Regions from separate parts of the Homo sapiens genome. Here region 2 is linked to region 1. The links are chromatin loops, found by intact Hi-C in ENCODE. Cell type or tissue: PC-3. All regions are shown on one strand. Links, peaks and the distances in the headings refer to the core of each region. The heading gives the core; the rest is flanking DNA.

What was found. Peaks named below come from ENCODE experiments on the same cell type or tissue, not always from the same donor. Only the 100,000 strongest peaks of a DNase experiment are listed, where the experiment ranks them.
Region 2: it touches region 1 in a loop (2.8-fold over the local background); 1 of 110 quality-filtered maps calls a loop at or near these places.

The regions. Positions count from the first base shown.
Region 1 is chr6:54,976,027-54,986,545 of GRCh38, reverse strand. No RefSeq gene overlaps it. Among named protein-coding and RNA genes, the nearest start is that of FAM83B, 130 kb to the right of the region's middle. RefSeq lists an enhancer at 7,198-7,698. In PC-3, for the core only: no CTCF peak of the experiment used is centred there; a DNase peak (open chromatin) is centred at 5,265; H3K27ac peaks cover 1,237 bases.
Region 2 is chr6:55,034,779-55,045,297 of GRCh38, reverse strand. No RefSeq gene overlaps it. Among named protein-coding and RNA genes, the nearest start is that of HCRTR2, 130 kb to the left of the region's middle. In PC-3, for the core only: no CTCF peak of the experiment used is centred there; a DNase peak (open chromatin) is centred at 5,007; H3K4me3 peaks cover 1,285 bases; H3K27ac peaks cover 2,165 bases.

The sequences.
Region 1 (10,519 bases), core at 750-8,749:
GATGGACATTTCTCCATGTCTTTGCAATTGTGAATAGTGCTGCAATGGAGATTTGCATGAATGTGTCTTTATGGTAGAATGATTTATATTCCTCTGGGTATATACCCAGTAATGGGATTGTGGAGTTGAACAGTAGGTCTGCTTTTAGCTCTTTGAAAAATCTCCATACTGCTTTCCACAATTGTTGAACTAATTTACACTCCTGCCAACAGTGTGTAAGTGTTCCCTTTTCTCTGCAGCCTCGCCAGCATCTGTTGTTTTCTGACTTTTTGATAATAGCCATTCTGACTGGTGTGAAATGTTATCCCATTGTGGTTTTGATTTGCGTTTCTCTAATGATCAGTGATATTGAGCTTTTTTTAATATTCTTGTTGCCCGCATGTATATCTCTTTCTGAGAAGTTTCTGGTCATGTCCTTTGCCCACTTTTTAATGGGGTTGTTTTTCTGTTATAAATTTGTTTAAATTCCTTGTAGATGCTGGATATTAGACCTTTGTCAGATGCATAGTTTGCAAATATTTTATCCCATTCTGTAGGTTGTCCATTTACTCTGTTGATACTTTCTTTTGCTGTGCAGAGCTCTTAAGCTTAATTAGATAGCACTTGTCAATTTTTATTGAGATTTGTTTGCTAGTTTTTGTCATGAAATCTTTGCCTGTTCCTATGTCCAGGATGGTATTGCCTAGGTTATCTTCCAGAGTTTTTATAGCTCTGGGTTTTACATTTAAGTCTTCAACCCATCTTGACTTATTTTTGTATATGGTGAAAGGTAGGGCTCCAACTTCAATCTGCCTATGGCTAGGCAGTTATGCCAGCACCATTTATTGGATAGGGAATCTTTTCCCCATTGCTTGTTTTTGTCAGCTTTGTCAAAGATCAGATGGTCATAGCTATGCAGCCTCATTTCTGGGCTTTCTATTTTGTTTCACTGGTATGGGCCTGTTTTCGTATGAGTACCATGCTATTTTGGTTAGTGTAGCTTTGTAGTATAGTTTGAAGTCAGGTAGCATGATGCCTCCAGGTTTATTCTTTTCGCTTAGGATTGCCTTGGGTATTCGGGCTCTTTTTTTGGTTCCATGTGAATTATAAAATAGTTTTTTCTAGTTCTGTGATGAATGTCTTTGGTAGTTTGATAGGAATAGCATTGAATCTATAAATTGCTTTGGGCAGTATAGCCATTTTAATGATACTGATTCTGCCTATCTGTGATCATGGGATGTTTTTCCATTTGTTTGTGTTTTCTCTGATTTCCTTGAGCAGTGTTTTGTAATTATCATTGTGAAGAACTCTCACCTCCCTGATTAGCTATATTCCTAGGTATTTAATTTTGTATATGTGGCAATTGTGAATGGTATTGCCTGTCTGATTTGGCTATTGTTGGTATATAAGAATGTTAGTGATTTTTGTATGTTGATTTTGTATCCTACAACTTTGCTGAAGTTGTTTATCAGCTAGAGGAGTTTAGGGCCTGTGACTATGGGGTTTTCTAGATATGGAATCATGTTGTCTACAAACAGAGATAGTTTGACTTCCTGTCTTCCTACTTGGATGTCCTTTATTTCTTCCTCTTGCCTGATTGCTATGGCTACGACACCCAATACTATGTTAAATAGAAGTGTTGAGAGAGGGCATCTTGCCTTGTGCCAGTTTTGAAGGGGAATGTTTGCGGCTTTTGCCCATTCAGTATAATGTTGGCTGTGGGTTTGTCATAGATGACTATTATTATTTTGAAGTATGTTTCTTCAATACCTAGTTCATTGAAAGTTTTTAACATGAAGGAATGTTGAATTTTATCAAAAGTCTTTTCTACATCTACTGAGATAATCATGTGGTTTTGTCTTTAGTTCTGTTTAAGTGATGAATCACGTTTATTGATTTGCATATGTTGAACCAATCTTGCATCCTCAGGATGAAGCCTACTTAATCACGGTAGATTAGCTTTTTGTTGTGCTTCTGGATTTGATTTACTAGTATTTTTTGAGGATTTTTGCATTGATGTTTATCAAGGATATTGACCTCAAGTTTTCTTTTTTGAGCAGTGTATAATGACATGTATCCACTATCACAGTATTATACAGAATAGTTTCACTGCCCTAAAAATCTTCTGTGCTCCATCTGTGTATCCTTAACCTCCTCTCCCCTGAGCTTTGGGCAACCACAGATCTTTTTATTTTGACCATGGCTTCAGCTATTTCAGAACATTATATTGTTGGAAGCATACAGTCTGTAGCCTTTCCAGATTGGCTTCTTTCACTTAGCAATGTGCATTTAAGGCTCCTCCATGTTGTTCTGTGGCTTAATACCTCATATCTTTTTATCTCTAAGTAGTTTCCATTGTATGGATGTACTTCTACTTCTGTTTGGTTATCCGTTCACCTACGAAGGGCATCTTGCTTCCTTTCAAGTTTTGGCAATCATGAATAAAGCTGCTATAAAAATTTCTAATGCCATAAGCCATCATTCTAATATTTTTTTCATTCTATAGTCCTCCAGATTTAAAAATAGGAAACCTAACAGATCTCCATGAATAAATTCCAGAAGCTGGTTAAAGAACAAATTCCTGATTCTAACCCATTTACAAACATTTTATGTATCCATAGATTAAGGAAAAGTGTTTGTAAAAGCATGCTGTAACTTTAAGTTTTAGATAAATAGGTGCTTGATGTATAATTATATGTTATTTAAAGGCTAAAAATAATCAAAATTCAAATTATAATAAATGAAGTCCATTTTCTTTAATTTTGGAAATGACTGAAAACACAATTTACTCTCTAAATTACATTACAGTATATAGCATGTAGTTTTTTTCTTTTCTAAAGGACTTAAAAAATTTTTGCTATAGCATACAATATTATGTTAATTTTCTTTTGTAAAACAATTATGGTTGGCAGAATCAGCAGCATAAGGCAAATAATCAGATCACCAATAATATTTATAAGTATCTACAGTTAACACTTACTTACATGATGTTTACTGAACGATTCTCCCAGGGGCCTGAAAGCTTAAGGGAATTAATAACTCCCCCCTCCTCAGGCCCAGTCCCAAGGCACTTGCGTCAGCAAGACAGCAGAAGTAGGAAGAGAGCTGGCTGGAAGAAACGGTACCCGCTGAAGACCAAAAGAGAGGCCGTCCGGGTACAGCGGTACAGCGTAGCAGTTACGTCAGACTGAGACACTTCCTGTTTATAGGAGACTATAAAACCCCTGCCTCGTCCTAATTTGTTGCTGACGCCATTTTAGGCCTCAGCCCATCTGCACCCAGGCGCTCATTAAAAACAGTGTGTTGCTCCACACCACCTTGTGTTGTTTGTTGGCATGCTCTTGGGGTTCGAACCGATACAAGAGCCTTGCATTTACTATGTGCAGGCACTGTTTTAAGTGCTTTTATATACATTAATAAATTTTTTCCTTATAATAAATGAGTGTGTCAATACTATTAATAACTCCATTTCACAAATAAAGTGTTGTGGTCACCCTGAAGAGGCAGAATGGGCTCTCCCCACTCAAAAGTTGGTTGAGTTGTTGAGAATGATGACACTACACATGCACAGAGGGTATGAACATATTTGTTACCCACATAATGAGGTTTTCTGAGGAGAGGGGAGGCTCCCAAGCAGTCCCGAAATGGATTGAGAGTAGGGAAGGAGACGGGCTTGGCTTTTAGGGTTTTTGTATGGTTTAAACTTTTTACCAGAGCCACAGGAGGGAACACTCAGGCTCTCTTATCACATTCTCTAGAAAGGAAGCAGAGGGTCCATAAGGAGTGGCAGGGCATGAAAGCTGATAGCAATCAACAGAAATGGAGTCAGATTCTTTGTTTAAAAAACAAAAACAAAGGCTCAGTGTGGATAGTTTACCCTAATCACAGAGCTTTTAAATTGCAGATCTCAATTACAGTTCAGTCAGTTGGTTCCAGTATCCATGCTCTTAACCTAGATACAACATTTCTAATTATAAAAGCATCACTTGCTTGCTGTAGAAAATATGGAATTTATAAATAAGCTGTGAAGAATAAACAAAAATCACTCTTAATTATACAACTCAGGGGAAGGCCATTGGTTGTATTTAGTTTAGTTCTACATTGTCCTTTAACTGTTACACTGTTTTAATATTATGTAAGGTGTTTTGGATTTTTCTAAATTAAATATTATATATAAAACATTTTTTCAATAAATTAAATATTCCTCAAAGTGGTAGATAGAACTCTAAGATGCCCCTGAGAATCCAACTCTTGGTGTTACACCCTGCATTATCCTCTCCCCTGTGATTTGATTCTAATGAATAGAACCTGGCAGAGGTGATGGGGTATTAGTACCATAATTACCCTACTTTATATAACAGGTGCAAATATTTTACAGCTATAACTAAGGTCCCTTGAGTTCATCAAAAGGGATATTATCCTGGATAGGTATAATGTAATCAAGATAGTTCTTGAAAAAAAAAAAAATGCTTGGCCATCCCCAAAGAGAAACATTCTTCTGCAGGTCTTGAAAAAGTAAGCTGCCATGTGGAGAGAGGGACTAGGAGAGGCCATAAGGCCAGGAACTGCAAGTGGCCTCTAGGAGCAGAAAGCAAATCCTGGCTGACAGTCTTATAATCACATAAAATCATAGAAAAGAGGGACTTCACTCCTATAATCACACATACACACAAATGGAATTCTGCTGGCAACCACATGAGCTTGGAAGAGAACCCTGAGAATGGAATGCAGCCCAGCCAACACCTGGATTGCAGCCTCGCGATACCCTGAGAAGAGGACTCAGTAAGCCACCCTTGGACTCCTAACCCATGGAAATCATGAGATAATTAATAAATGGTTTAAGCTGCTATCTGTAGTAACTTTTTATGCAGCAACAGAAATCACGTAAATATGTGTTTTCAAATCATGGTGCAAATAACAATTAGATGACTCAGACTTAAATTATTTAAGTATTTTTAACATAAACACCAACCTAAATCCATGATTCTTTCCTTGGTATAAATTTAAGGAAATAGATATAGAGAAGAGAGTGCACATATGTTATTTTTTGCATTTTCAAATTCATGGCACTTTGTTTTAGTAATAGCAACTCAATTGTCTGATGCTTGCAGTCTTGATGAGACGTCAGCCTTGGTACGCAGCCTTTGCCTGACCTGAGGAGAGTCATGGACCTAACAAGACCCATCAGACTCTCTTCCTGGAATTTGAATCTCCAAAAAAAAAAAAAAAAAAAAAGGGCACTGAAAATCCATAAATCTGATTCATGCTTATTATGACATCTGAGGAAACTTTCTGTAATTCCCTTCCAACTGGATCCCCACATGCCTGTTTCATACCACTTCTTACGCTTCATTGTTCAATTTTTCTTTAATTCCATGAGTGTTGACTCATATCCTTCTAATAAATCTCTCTCCCTCTCCATGCATACACACACACACAAACACACACACACACGAGTCAATCCTCATTATTCAGTACTTATGAATTTGCATGCTAAATGTATCTGTAACTCCAAAATTAATATTCACTATGGTTTTGTGGTTATACGCTCACATGTACAGGGCATTGAAATCTTTGTGTCACCCACACATACATTCTCTGATGGGGTGGAACGAGGCAAGACTCCACCTTCTTGTTTCAGCTCTCACACTGTAAATGTGCTCCTTTCACAGTCTACGTAATGCCATTTTCACATTTTTGTGCTTTTCGGGGGGGTGACTTTGATGTATAAAATGGTCTTTATATGTGTTAGGCTGAAGTGCTGTCTAATATTTCTAAGCACAAGAAGGCTGTGATGTTCCTTAAGAAGAAATGTGTGCTAGATAATCTTTGTTCAGGCATGTGTTACAGTGCTGTTGGCCATGAGTTCAACGTTATGAGTCAACAATACCGTATGTCTAGAAAAAGAAAGAGAAAACTCACTGATGTGTACATGAGATTGCTTTGGAAAGTGCTAAAGCAATGTGTCCGGAATTGGTGGGTTCTTGGTCTCACTGACTTCAAGAATGAAGCCGGGGACCCTCGCGGTGAGTGTTACAGCTCTTAAGGTGGCGCGTCTAGAGTCTGTCCCTTCTGATGTTTAGATGTGTTTGGAGTTTCTTCCTTCTGGCTGGTTCGTGGTCTCGCTGGCTCAGGAGTGAAGCTGCAGACCTTCGTGGTGAGTGTTACAGCTCTTCAAGGCAGCGCATCTGGAGTTGTTCGTTCCTCCCAGTGGGCTCATGGTCTCGCTGGGCTCAGGAGTGAAGCTGCAGATCTTCAAGGTGAGTGTTACAGCTCATAAAGTCAGCGTGGACCCAAAGACTGAGCAGTAGCAAGATTTATTGCAAAGAGCGAAACAACAAAGCTTCCACATTGTGGAAAGGAACCCCAGCGGGTTGCCAATGTTGGCTCGGCAGCCTGCTTTTATTCTCTTATCTGGACCCACCCACATCCTGCTGATTGGTAGAGCCCAGTGGCCTGTTTTGACAGGGTGCTGATGATTGGTGCATTTACAGTCCCTGAGCTAGATACAAAGGTTCTCCACGTCCCCATCAGATTAGTTAGATACAGAGTATGGACACAAAGGTTCTCCAAGGCCCCACCAGAGCAGCTAGATACAGAGTGTCGATTGGTGCACTCACAAACCTTGAGCTAAACAGGGTGCTGATTGGTGTGTTTACAAACCTTGAGCTAGATACAGAGTGCCGATTGGTGTATTTACAATCCCTGAGCTAGACATAAAGGTTCTCCAAGGCCCCACCAGAGCAGCTAGATACAGAGTGTCGATTGGTGCACTCACAAACCTTGAGCTAAACACAGGGTGCTGATTGGTGTATTTACAATCCCTGAGCTAGACATAAAGACTCTCCACGTCCCCACCAGACTCAGGAGCCCAGCTGGCTTCACCTGGTGGATCCCGCACCAGGGCTGCAGGTGGAGCTGCCTGCCAGTCCCGCAAGGTGCGCTCGCATTCCTCAGCCCTTGGGTGGTCGATGGGACTGGGTGCCGTGGAGCAGGGGGTGGTGCTCGTCGGGGAGGCTCGGGCCGCACAGGAGCCCATGGAGTGGGTCGGAGGCTCAGGCATGGCGGGCTGCAGGTCCCAAGCCCTGCCCCGCGGGAAGGCAGCTAAGGCTCGGTGAGAAATGGAGCGCAGCACCGGTGGGCTGGCACTGCTGGGGGACCCAGTACACCCTCCGCAGCCACTGGCCAGGGTGCCATGTCCCTCATTGCCCGGGGCCAGCAGGGCTGGCTGTCTGCTCCGAGTGCGGGGCCCGCCAAGCCCACGCCCACCCGGAATTCCAGCTGGCCCGCAAGCGCCACACGTAGCCCCGGTTCCCGCTCGAGCCTCTCCCTCCACACCTCCCTGCAAGCTGAGGGAGTGGGCTCCAGCCTTGGCCAGCCCAGAAAGGGGCTCCCACAGTGCAGTGGTGGGCTGAAGGGCTCCTCAAATGCCGCCAAAGTGGGAGCCCAGGCAGAGGAGGTGCCGAGAGCAAGCGAGGGCTCTGAGGACTGCCAGCACGCTGTCACTTCTCAGTAACATAGACACAGGATGTATTGAAACTATGGAAAAGACAAAAAAAGTAGTTAAACGTGTGGATTCATGTGATGACTACGAATTGTTAAGAAGCATAGTGGTCAGCATTGTTGTGAGGTTAAAACCCAAAAATATGTATGGTCACCTTATCCATGGTCAAGAAAATGTTAAACCATTCTCAGCTAGTGCTGGCTGGTTTGCATGTTTCAAAAAGCAATGCTACATGGAAAATGTTAAACTGGCAGTCAAGGCAATTAAAAAACATTTGCCAACTGTCATACAGAAAAAGGGTTATGTACAACAGCAGGTTTTCAAAGGTAATGAGACTGGCTTGTTTTTCAAAGATTTTGGCAAACAAACCTAGGTAACACAAGTGGTGTTTGGAGTGACAAAAATTTTGTGACCACAGGCTCACAGGAACCTAATCCTGTATTTCCCCTTGGAGCAATAGTTTGATATCTGCTAAATTAATATTCATGGTGACTTTATGGAACATAGCTATCATGAATAATGAGAATTAACTATGTGTTACACACACACACACACACACACACACCCCAATGTTTCTGTTGCTGGCAACTAAAGAATCCAATCAATAATACACTATATCAAAAGACTGAACTTCAATCACTTTTAATATGGTTAACTTTTAATATATAACTCAGAAAACTATCAGCTTGCATCAGTGATATTTCCAGTTTCCTTATACCATACATCTTGTTATAGCTTTCCAATTTGGTAGACAAAATATTTCCATTTTCCCTATATCATAAAACTTGTTATATATTTTGAATTTGGTAGACAAAAAAGAAACATCTTTTTGTTTTAATCTACACTTCCATTCAAGCAAAATTTGCCTTCTCTCATTTCTTGTATGTGTAATTCTCTGTTGTTGTTGTTGGGATCTATTCAGGCACTACCAATTTTTCTTACTGCTTTCTGAAATCATTTTTTACAATCTTCAGGCTGTACTAACCTCAATTTTCTGGTCTAATTCAATAACCTTTATAGTTTCCTCATTCTTTTGTGTTTCTCGTTTTCCTCGTCTTCCTTTTGGATTAATTTTGTGATAAAAATCTATCATACACTATTTCTTCAGCTAGTAATTTTGAGAGTAAGCTTTGTGAGTCCTAGAGGTTTGAAACAGTCGTATTGTCCTCACACATATAATTCATTTGGTTCTGGAAAATTCTAAATCAGACCTTTTTTTAAATCAGATCATATATTCAGAATTCTGGCAATTATGTTCAGAATTGCCAGCTAGAATTCCAATGTCAATGTGATACTTTGTCTTTTAGAGTCTCTAATTTTGTTCATCTTGAAACTCATAGTAAGTTTCACTTGATCCTGGGTTTTCTAAAATGTTACCAGTATGTCTGGGTATGAAGTTTTGCTTTGTTTCATGTATTTACAACATGTTAAGCACCCAGTTAACAAGATTAATGCACACCTTTCTTCAATTCTGATAGTATTTATTATTTCCTCCTTTCTAATTTTGAGTATTCTATTTATAATGAAATTACTTTAGACATATATTGGAACTTTTAGATCTATCACCCTTTTTTTCTAACTTCTATTTTCATACATTTTAATTCTCTGTCCTTTATGGGTTGAACTAGGAAGGATTTTTCACTTGATCTTGTACTTCACTAATTCACTCCTCATCTGAGTCCATTCTGACATCGATTCTGTCTGCTAATTTTATTTATTTTAACAAATTTTAGTACTTGCCAAATTTATTCTTAGCTGTTTTTGTGTTTTGGGAAGTGTATTAAATTTCTTCTTCATCACTTTGAGGATAATTCTGTCTATTCTAAAGTTGTGTGTTCTATTCATGCTGTTTCATTAGGTGTTATTTATTGACATTCACATGTCTTTTTTTTCATGGAGTTTTGTTGCTTATGTGCCCAGATTTTTTTTTTTTTCTTGTGTGCTCATTTTACTGGGCAAACTAGTGAGAGGTAGGATGCTATAGAAAGAACTACATCAGAAGTTAATTTTCTGGTCACAGAATTTTACATTTTACATTTCTTCCTGGGTGTCTCTAGCTCTTCAGTACATTGCCATGTTTCTCTGACCCAAATGACCAATTTCACGGCTTGTGCCTGGCCACAAAAACCTCTACTTGTCCTTAAACTAAGACAGAGAGGGAAGGGTTGCATGTCTTTGGGGTAGTCTCGTCTTCCAAGGCTCTGTTAATTGACTCATGGTCCCTTTCTCCTTAACACATGCATCATGTCCAAGCTTGGAAAAACTTCCCCCTACATCCCCCAACCCACCATCTTTATTTTTTCTATCAGTTTTCTTGTATATAGCTTTTGAGCAGTGACTCCCTCCTTTAATCTCATTCTGTTGTCTGCCACCTTTCAATGATTTATTTCTGGTCCACTGAGGTTATGACTTTTCTATTCCTAGTTCTAATGAATGTTTTTTTTAAAAGTATACTGTTCAGCATTTGGTAAGGGAGGTTTGTCTAGAGTGTGTACTCTGTTAATCACGTTAAGGTAATCCTTAAACAACTTTCTGAGTTTAAAACCATCTGAAAACATGAGAAATAAAATCAGCTTTAGATTTGACTTATTTAAAAATTCAAAGCTGCATTACAGTAAAAAATAAATAATTGAATAGAATTAAACAAAGCAATACAAAAGGGTCATTTGGAATAAACACAACAAAAAAGAGTTCATATGAATATATAAAAAAATTAAGGTTCCAATAGATAAAAAAATTAACTGGAAATTTAAATGACAAAAATAAATGTAAATAAACAGAGAAGTACAACCCAAATAGTAAACAATATAGCCACTGAAAAACTGAGAAACTTTTATATTTGCTAAATTCACACATAAAAATAAATTGTAATGAGAATATTTAATACTACCAAGTATGTGGTAAAATAAACATTATTAGGTACTGCGGATGAGTATTGGAATTGAACTGTTTGCTAATGCATTTCAAATACCCCAAGTGTTTACCCATTTGAGCCAAATATATGACAGTTTTTAAAAATATGTTCAAATGATGATA
Region 2 (10,519 bases), core at 1,118-9,117, 58 kb before region 1:
TAAAAATAAGCTAAAATGCAGTTTTATTGACTAAGTAAAACTTTCTCTTTGGTTTCAACTATGCTGTCTTAGCTAGAATGAAATTCCAAAGTAATCAGTAAGAAATACTCTTTCTTTTTACAATACAACAGCATGAATATAAGCTTTAAATATATTTAAACTAGTTTGGCACATCTGAAATTCAAGAAGAGATTTTTAATAGTGATTCTACTTATAAGAAGGCCATGACTTTCATTTGGGCCACTATGATGAATGATTTACGCAATAAACTCTAAGTTGAGGTAATATATTTTTTCTTGTGAGTGAAAAAAAAATGTTTTAAGAGTTGCATTCTAAAAGGGTGTGTTTTGTTTGCATGTATATGTGTTTTATAGAGAGTTCCTATTCAGCATTCCTTTCCTTTTTGACTAATAGGATGTATCCTTATTTCTCAGTTGTATATTTAATTCTATTTTTATGCTTTAAGGAATTTTGAATGTGAGCACATAATAACTGGGAAACAAGCATCAACATCATAAATAGTGCTTTCATTTATTTAGACATATTTCTAGAAGAGCAAAGAACTGCTCTTCAGTTCATTGGAGAGGCACACAAAATACTGGATTCTTCAGTGGAAGATTATGTAATTCCTATGGAAGTGTACTGCCACATCTCCTATATCTAATTTATCAGTAAGTCCATTTAATTCTATTTCCAATATTTGCTCAGTCCACTACTTACTTCTACAACCATTTCTTCCACACAATCCCTTTCTTACTTTAGAATATTTCTGGAGCCTTCCAGCCAGTCTCCTTGACTGTACTTTTCTGATTCATTTTTCACACAGAAAGCAGAGTGACCTTTCTAAAACATTATTTTTCTTTGTTTAAAACCTTTAGAAGGTCTCCCATTGGGATTAGCATGAAATCCTACAAGGCCAAAAAAGATGATCTTTCTCCCTGTCTTTATAATTTTACTTCAAACCACTGAGCTCTCACTCTTAGTGAGTGAGAGCTCCTGTTCTTTTTCAGCTTCTAATCTCTTTTTTAACTCAAGACTTTGCTAGGAGCACTCTGTCTTCCACTCTTTGCTTAGAGGGTTTCCTCTTATCATCCATATCTCAAATTAATTATCATCTCTGATTTTTCTTGATCGTGCCATCTAAAGTATTTTCCTTTACATTCTATAGACCACTGAAGTCTTTTTATAGTTTCTCTCATAAAATGTTTCCCAAGTAGCAATTACATTTTTATTATTTGACCTTAGGAATTATACTCCTAATATTATCACTATGGTAGAGCTTATCACAAACTTTAATTATGTATTGTTTGGTTATTTGTTAGTCTTCTCGTCCATTAGATTACACGGTCTGTGAGGTAGGGACCATGCCTGTTTGCTTAGCCTATTTATTTACAATAGCCAGCATAATATAGGGCCCAAAAGAGGAACCTACAAAAACATGTTTAATGTATGAATAAATGTGAAGATACATTAATAACATCTACCATATAGCCTCTTTTTGCTCTTAAATATTAGAAACGTCTTTAGTTTGCAATCGTCTCTTAAGTATTAATTTTATAGACAAATGAAATTGTATCAAACTAAAAGGTTTCTGCACACCAAAAGAAAAAATCAACAGAATGAAAAGACAACTTAAGGACGGGAGAAAATATTTACAAACTTTTTATCCAACAAGGAATTAATATCCAGAATATACAAGAAACACAAGCAACTCAACAGCAAAACAAACAAACACACAAATAATTCAGTTAAAAATGAACAAACAATCTGAGAAGACATTTCTCAAAAGAAGACATACAAATGGACAACAAATTTATCTTTTAAATGCCTAACAACATTTCATTCAGGGAAATGCAAACAAAACCACAATGAGATATCATCTCACTCCAGTTAAAATGGCTATTACCAAAAAGACAAAACAAAACAAAACAACAACAACAACAACAAAATGGTAGTGAGAATGTGGAGAAAAAGGAACTCTTACATACTATTGGAGGGAATGTAAACTGGTACAGCCATTATGGAGAATGATATGGAATTTCCTCAAAAACCTACAACTAGAACTATCATATGGTCCAGCAATTCTACTACTGGGTGTATATCCAAAGAAAAGGAAATCAGTGTATTGAAGAGATATCTGCACTCCCATGTTTGTTACAGCACAACTCACAATAGCTAAGATATGGAATCAACCTGCGTCCATCAACAGATGAATGGATAAAGACAATATGGCATATATGCACAATAGAATACTATTTAGCCGTGGGGAAGAATGAAATACACAGCAACATGGATGAACCTGGAGATCATTATGTTAAGTAAAATAAGCTAGAAACAGAAAGTGAGAAAGCCACGTTCTCACTCATATGCAGAAGCTAAAAATGTTGCTCTCACAGAAGTAAGCAGTAGACTAATGTTTACTAGAGACTGAGAAAGTGGGACTGAGGATAGGGTAGGGATAGATCTGTTAAGGAATATAAAATTACAATTAGATAGGAGGAATAAGTTCTAGTGTTCTATAGCACTAGAGGCTGACTATAGTTAACAATAATTTATTATATATTTTCAGATAGCTAGAAGAGAGGATATTGAATGTTCCCAACGCAAAGAAATGATTACTATTTTAGGTGCCAGATATGCATATTGCCCTGATTTGGTCACTGCACATTGTATATATCAAAATATCACTTATGTACCTCCTAAATATATATGTGTACTATGTTTATTTACAAAATAAAGTGTTTTTAATAATGAGTTAATAACGTCTAAGAAAAAAGTTTAAAAATAAACCACAGAATACCCACTTGTTATCAGCTGAAAATTGCATTAACCAAAATGTCACTATTCAGATTGCTATTAAAATGTACTAAATAACCAACAGATACAACCTAATGTAGTTAAAGCTACTAGGTTACAGAAAAGTTCCATATGGCATTAGATAATGTTTTCATTCTCTTGAAAGTCTGTATCTCTAAAACAATGCCTTTATGTCTTGATATAAAAAGGCATATTAATAGGATTTACTAGTAAATCTAATTTATATAACCAATTCTTCAGTTGAAATTATTTAATGTAATTTATTTGTGCTCTGAGGAAATCCATTAAAGTATCAAATGAAAAACAGCAAATAATTACCTAAAGAAGTTATTACTTCTTTATAGTAAACAAAATTTGAAGCACATTCTGATATTACATTATTGATAGGGATGCTACTCTACAAGTAAATTTCTCTATAAAAGCATGTCATGACTAATGTTTTGAAAGGTTTCTGAGAAACTCAGCAGGGAACTTCTCAAGGTATTTTAAAAGATCACTTCCATGAAGGCTCTGTGCTTCAGCTTTGCAGATTTGGAAATCAGATAAAAACATTTATTTTTAAAAGATCTAATATATAGATTCAATGAGACTTCTGTGCTAGGCACATAATAAAACAAAAAGATAAATTAGTCTCAATTCCACATCTCTCATTCTCCACTTTAAATCTATTTTAATTAGACTTTTACTTCCTCTCCTATTTCATCAAAGTTTCCTTGATAGTGTCACCGATGATCTCCACATTTCTGAATATAATTAAAAATTCACAATCTTCAACCTGTTGCACAATCAGGGGCATTTAAAACAATTAATTAATTACTCCTTTGTATAGAAAACAATTTCTTGACTTGGTTTCCAGGATATTTCAATCTGTTAATTTCCTGACTGGTCACTCTTTCACAGTTTCTTTTGTTGAGACATTTTTGTTCTTATCTCCAGCCTCTAAAAGTGAAATTTTGCAGGGCTTGTTTCTTGGATACCTTCTATTCTTTATCTGCAGTCATTCTCCTTGTAACCTCACCCAGTTTAATATCCTTAAATACCCTCTGTATGACAATGACTCCCAAGTTTGCTAGGGCTGCCATAATAAAGCAACACAATCTGGGTGGATTAAACAATAGAAATTCATTTTTCTCACAATTCTGGAAACTAGAAATTCAAGATCAAGGTATCAGTAGGGTTGGTTTCTTCTGAGACCTCTCTTTTTGGCTTGTAGATGGCTGCCTTCTCTGTGTGTGTGTCTGTGTCCTAATATCCTCATCTATGACACCAGTCATTGGATTAGGGCCCATCCCAATCACTTCATTTTAACTAAATTATCTCTTTCAAGGCCCTATATCCACGTAAACTTACAATTTATGTGGGGAGCTAGGTGTTCACAACATGAATTTTGAGAAGACCACAATTCTTCCCATAGTAATGTCCAAAACCAATTTACTCAAATTCTCTCACAAGCCTGTAATGTGCCAGTCTTTTCCAAGAAGGAAGTGGCAATTTTATCCTTCTAGTTGCTGTGGTCATAAACTTTGGAATCATCCCTGACTCTTCTTTTTCTCTTATTCCCACATCTAGCTCATTAGTAAATCGCACTGGTCCACACTTAGAAAATATACCCAAAGTCTGATATTTTTGCACTGTCTCTACTGCTATGACATTAGCTGATCTATCACTATCTCTTGCCTTGATTATTTCAATAGCTTTTTAACTGGCCAACTTTCTTCCACCTTTGTCCTCCTATATTCTATTCCTAGCTCAACAGCTAGAGCAAGACCTTTGACATGAAGTAAATGCATATCATTTCTCTTCTCAAAATCTTTCAGTGACTCACTTTTCACTTACAATAACATCAATCCTTAAAATGGCCAATAAGGCTTTCCATGGTGTGCACCTCTTACCTTCTCACGTTATTTCCCACTATACTCCTTCTTATTCACTCAGCTTCAGCCACACCAAACTCCATGTTTTCACTTTAAAAGTCTAGGCACTTTCCTGGGCATCATGAAGTCTCCTTACAAAGACCATTAGTGAAAGCTGTTGACCATATGAAGCCGAATTTATTAAATGTGTTGAACATAGGAGAGCACTGCTTTGGCAGAGTCTCAGAAGTGTCTCAAAAGAGGAATTTGAGGTTGCAGTTAGTCATATAGAGTGGTTTTAGGGAATTTGAAGGTTGAAGTTAGTCATATAGAGTGGTTTTAGGGAAAAAGTTAGTAAAGAAGATCTAGCAGAGATTGGTGAGAATTTGTAAACTACTGAAGTTGCTCAACCAGTCAGTGGGCTTTGGAACACGTTAAGTCCTGTTATATCAGTTTCTCTTTTATTTTAACTTGGAATATATGGGTCTGAACTGTTGATGTTCAATTGGAATTTAGTTTGTGTTGTATGTCAGTTTCATCTAGTTCTTCTGTTTTACAAGTCAGTATAAGTTTAAGACTCACTTATTTTGATGACTAATGCCTCTTAAAAAATAGTTTTTGTTAAAACTTTCACCCTCAAAAGTTTCCTGGTTTATGTATTAAATAATAATATAAGCTTATACATAGATCACATCTGTTGATTTTGTCTTACAAGGACTCATTCATTCTTCATGTAAGTAATAATTCCAATTTTTGGGGAAAGCATTTCTTCCTGTTCTTAACCCCCGTAATTCAGAGAGCTTGCACCACTCCTAATCCACAATTATGGTAGACATTGAAATGAAACAGGGACCCCTCTTAGGAAGGTGCTAGGTATCCCCTCCCAAACACGAAAATTAAAAAAAAAAAAATCTCGAATTTTTTCAAAGGAAATTCCAGACACCTAGCAAGCCCCACAAAATAAATAACAAAAAGATAACAGTAGCTTAAAATAATAGCCAAAATATAACAGAGTCACAAGAATAATTCCCTATAAAAACTGAAGATAACATCTTAACATACGTCCCTGAGCTGTTTTTCAAAAAACCCAGACCCCCACCAAACATATATCTCAGATAAGGAGGTTTATGTCTTTATGTGTTGACACATAGACCTCAAATAAGAGAGAGATGAAGACTAAACTCTGACCACTTTCCTTTGTTCTAAATTTCTTCCTGTGGAGGCCCAAAAAAGTCACTCTCATGAGCCAGAGCAAACTTTATCTTCTGCTAATTCCAAATTTTTAGACAAAGTTTCACTTCCGTAACCAATCTCAAATCAAAAAATCTAAATCCACCTATAACTTGTGGACCTGTGGTTCCTCGCTTTGAGATGTCTCCCACTTTAGGTCAAAACAACGTGTAGCCCCTCTATGTTGACTTATAACTTTGCCCATAACCTCTGCCTCTCAATCTTTAAAAGCCCTTATCTTATAAGCCATATGGGAGTTTGGGTCTTAAACATTATCTGTCCAACTCTCCTTACTTGGTGCTCTCCAATAAATGTCTCAGTTTCTGTCACTTCAATACCAATGACCATGTTTGGCTTTACTGCCTTGAGCAGGCACACCTGAGTTCAGTTGGGTAACATGTTCCCAACCAGGTCACTCAGAGCAATTCATTTTCCTGGCTCCAATGTTGGTTCTAAGATGTTCATATAACCTAATCTAGGACAAAAACCACAGATGCAGGGACCTCAACTGGACCTATTGGGGACTCCCCCCCACCCCCCCACAGAGATAATAAATTGTTTTTTTGCAAGCCTGAAGATACTGGTTGATGTCCTACTTGAGAATGAAGTCAATGCCAAAGAAAGAAGATTTCTGACGAGATTATTTGAACATCAGACTTATTATTAAATGTAGAAATATAGAAAAACTTCAGATTTTCAACAAGGTAAGGCAGAAAAAATTCTTAAAAGTCCTTTGCTGGCCCGGTGCAGTGGCGCACACTTGTAATCCCAGCACTTTGGGAGGCCGAGGCAGGCGGATTACAAGGTCAGGAGATCAAGACCATCCTGGCTAACATGGTGAAACCACATCTCCACTAAAAATACCAAAAAATTAGCTGGGCTTGGTGGCAGGCGCCTGTAGTCCCAGCTACTTGGGAGGCTGAGGCGGAGAATGGCTTGAACCCGGGAGGCGGAACTTGCAGTGAGCCGAGATCGCGCCACTGCCCTCCAGCATGGGTGACAGAGCAAGACTCCATCTGAAAAAAAATAAAATAAAATTCTACAAATCCTATAGAGTTTAGCAATAGAATACTGCCAGATTTGAAGGACTTTGAACATCTTTGGTTTTCTGTTAATCACTAATAACAAAGCATAAAAATAATAAGCAATTGAAACTATATAGAAGCAAAGTTTCTACGTATCACTAGATTATGTTAATATGGTGCTGAGGTAGATATAGATAAGTTAAGATTATTATTGTAAACCCTAGAGAAACCACTAAGAAAATAATTTTAAAAATATAATTATTAAAGGAATTAAAATGCTACACTAGAGAATATTCATCTAATAGAAAAGAAAGTAGTAAAGAAGACACAGGAACAGAAAATATTCAAGACATTCACATGATGCTCAGTTATTTTGAAACTGAACAACATTTTACATGATGCTTATTTCGTTTTGATACTTTTAATCTATGCAATCAGAAAGATAAATTTTTGATATAAAATTTGGAAGAGACATATTCGTTTACAAATATATAGAGAAAAAAGAATATTAAAGATATTTTGTTAATAAAAAAGAAAATTAATAAGAGAATTTGAAAATGAAGCTGCTGCACATATATGTAGAATATTAAAGATACTCTTAATAGAAATAAAATGAAGAAAATTTGGTAATGTGGGTAATGTATATAAGACTTAGCAACAGCATGGATTAAAATGAGCATTTAAAGATATATCTCCCTTCCATAATGTTACCAATGCCATTATTAAATAATTAAGAAAAAATGTAAATGAAATGTTGATATTATATATCACATATTAAAATTGATACCAAATATTAACTCTTTATACAAAAATTAACTCAAGATGGAGTAAAGACCTAAATGTAAGACCTAAAACCATAAAAGCCCTAGAAGAAAACCTAGGCAATACCATTCAGGACACAGACATGGGCAAAGACTTCATGACTAAAACACCAAAAGCAATGGCAACAAAAGCCAAAATTGACAAATGGGGGATCTAATTTAACTAAAGAGCTTCTGCACAGCAAAAGAAACTATCATCAGAGTGAACAGTCAACCTACAGAATGGGAAAATATTTTCACAACCTACTCATCTGACAAAGGGCTACTATCCAGAATCTGCAAGGAGCTTAAACAAATTTACAAGAAAAAAGCAAACAACCCCATCAAAAAGTAGGCAAAGTATATGAACAGACACTTCTCAAAAGAAGACATTTATGCAGCCAACAGACACATGAAAAAATACTCATCATCACTGGTCATCAGAGAAATGCAAATCAAAACCACAATGAGATACCGTCTCACGCCAGTTAGAATGGCGATCATTAAAAAGTCAGGAAACAACAGATGCTGGAGAGTATGTGGAGGAACAGGAAAAATTTTACAGGGTTGGTGGAAGTGTAAATTAGTTCAGCCATTGTGGAAGACAGTGTAGCGATTCCTCAAGGATCTAGAACTAGAAATACCATTTGACCCACTGATCCCATTACTGAGTATATACCCAAAGGATTATAAATCATGCTACTGTAAAGACATATGCACACATATGTTTATTGTGGCACTATTCACAATAGCAAAGACTTGGAACCAATCCAAATGTCCATCAATGATAGACTGGATAAAGAAAATGCGGCATATATGCACCATGGAATATTATGCAGCCATAAAAAAGGATGAGTTCATGTCTTTTGCAGGGACATGGTTGAAGCTGGAAACCATCATTCTAAGCCAACTATCACAAGGAGAGAAAATCAAACACTGCATATTCTCACTCATAAGTGGGAGTTCAACAATGAGAACACATGGACACAGGGTGGGGAACATCACACACCAGGGCCTGTTAGGGGGAGGGAGGCTGGAGGAGGGATAGCATTACGAGAAATACTTAATGTAAATAATGAGTTGATGGGTACAGCAAACCAACATGGCACATGTATACTTATGTAATAAACCTGCATGTTGTGCATGTGTACACTAGAACTTAAAGTATAATAAAAAAAGAAAAAATGTAAATGAAAGGTAGATATTAAATATCATATATTAAAATTAGGAAATTATATTGAGAAATATAGAAAGATATATGAAATATTTTATACGTATGAAAAGTGAATACTAGCATATTCTATACAGAACAATTCTATAAGTATTTTAAATTCCATAAATGATATTCTTTATTCCACTAATAAAGCCATAGAAACAACAACTATTCATTCAACAATATTTTGACTGTCTACCATGTATCAGCCTTATTCTTGTCAAAGGAAAAGCAAACATGATCTAAGTCGTCTCTGTCTTATGGGGAAAGCCCTCTAGCAGGAGGAGGAGAGATAAAAAATGCAAATAAATAAATGATATAATTTTATGCTGTTATAAATACTATGATGATAGCTAAGTGGAGTAAGGGGATAGAACATGCTGAGCAGTGCTATTGGTAAAAGTGTGTGCGGGGAAGGCATCTCTGGGAAGCTTACCATTGATGAGGCCTAAATGATATAAAGGCCATTGGAAGAGTTTTCCAGGCAGGAGAAGAGCCAATGTTAAAGCTCTGAGATAAGAATGGCCTCAAGGTGTTTGAGAAACTGAAAGAAGGCAGTCTAGTGCATGGAAGGAGGGGGATGAGTAGAAAGAGGGAGAGCAGAGGAATTTTTGGGGCCAGATCATGTAGGACCCCGTAGGGCTTAGCAAGGATTCCGATCTTTATTTTAAATGAGTCGGGGAGGCCAAGTTTAGAGTGCTAGACCAGAGGAGTGATATAATTACATGTGTTTATAATGAATATGCTTCTGGCTGAGAAGGAAAGACTGAAGAGAATACACTATAGAAAAGCAAATGTAGAAAACTGGAGACCATTAAGAAATTAGAGTGATTCAAGTAGCTTGGTAAAGAGTGACTGGAACAAAGCTAGTACTAATTGCAGTAGTGACAAGTGGTCCAGTTTGAAGTTCCTTTATCATACAGCCATGAGGGCTAAATTTGGATTCGAGGTAAAATAGAGTTAGAAAAAAAGAAGGAATCTTAGAATTGAGCCATGATCAAGAATATGAGGAGGGGCCTGGTGCGGTAGCTCGCTCCAGTAATCCCAGCACTTTGGGAGGCCAAGGCTGGAGGATCAGTTGAGCCCAGGAGTTCAAGACCAGCCTGGGCAACATAGGGAGACCGTGTCTCTACTATATGTGTGTGTGTGTGTGTGTATACGTGTGTATATATGTGTGTGTGTATATATATATATCTGTGTGTATATATGTATATATATATGTGTGTGTATATATATGTATGTGTGTATATATATATATGTATGTGTATATATATAGATATATATGCACAAAAATTAGCCAGGCATAGTGGTATACACCTATGGTCCCAGCTACTCAGGAGGCTGAAGCAGGAGGATCAATTGAGCCTGGGAGAGTGAGGCGGAAGGAAACAGTGGTCACACCACTGAACACCAGCCTGGGAAACAGAGCAAATAAAGAATATGAGGAAGTCTACAGTTTGTGGGCAGAAGAAAAAAAACAAACTACAATTCTGTTCTACACCCTTTCAGCACCAAAAAGGAGAGATTTGATATTTTGATGAATGAGACCGGAGCTCAGACGATGGTTTCATGGGTGTAGGC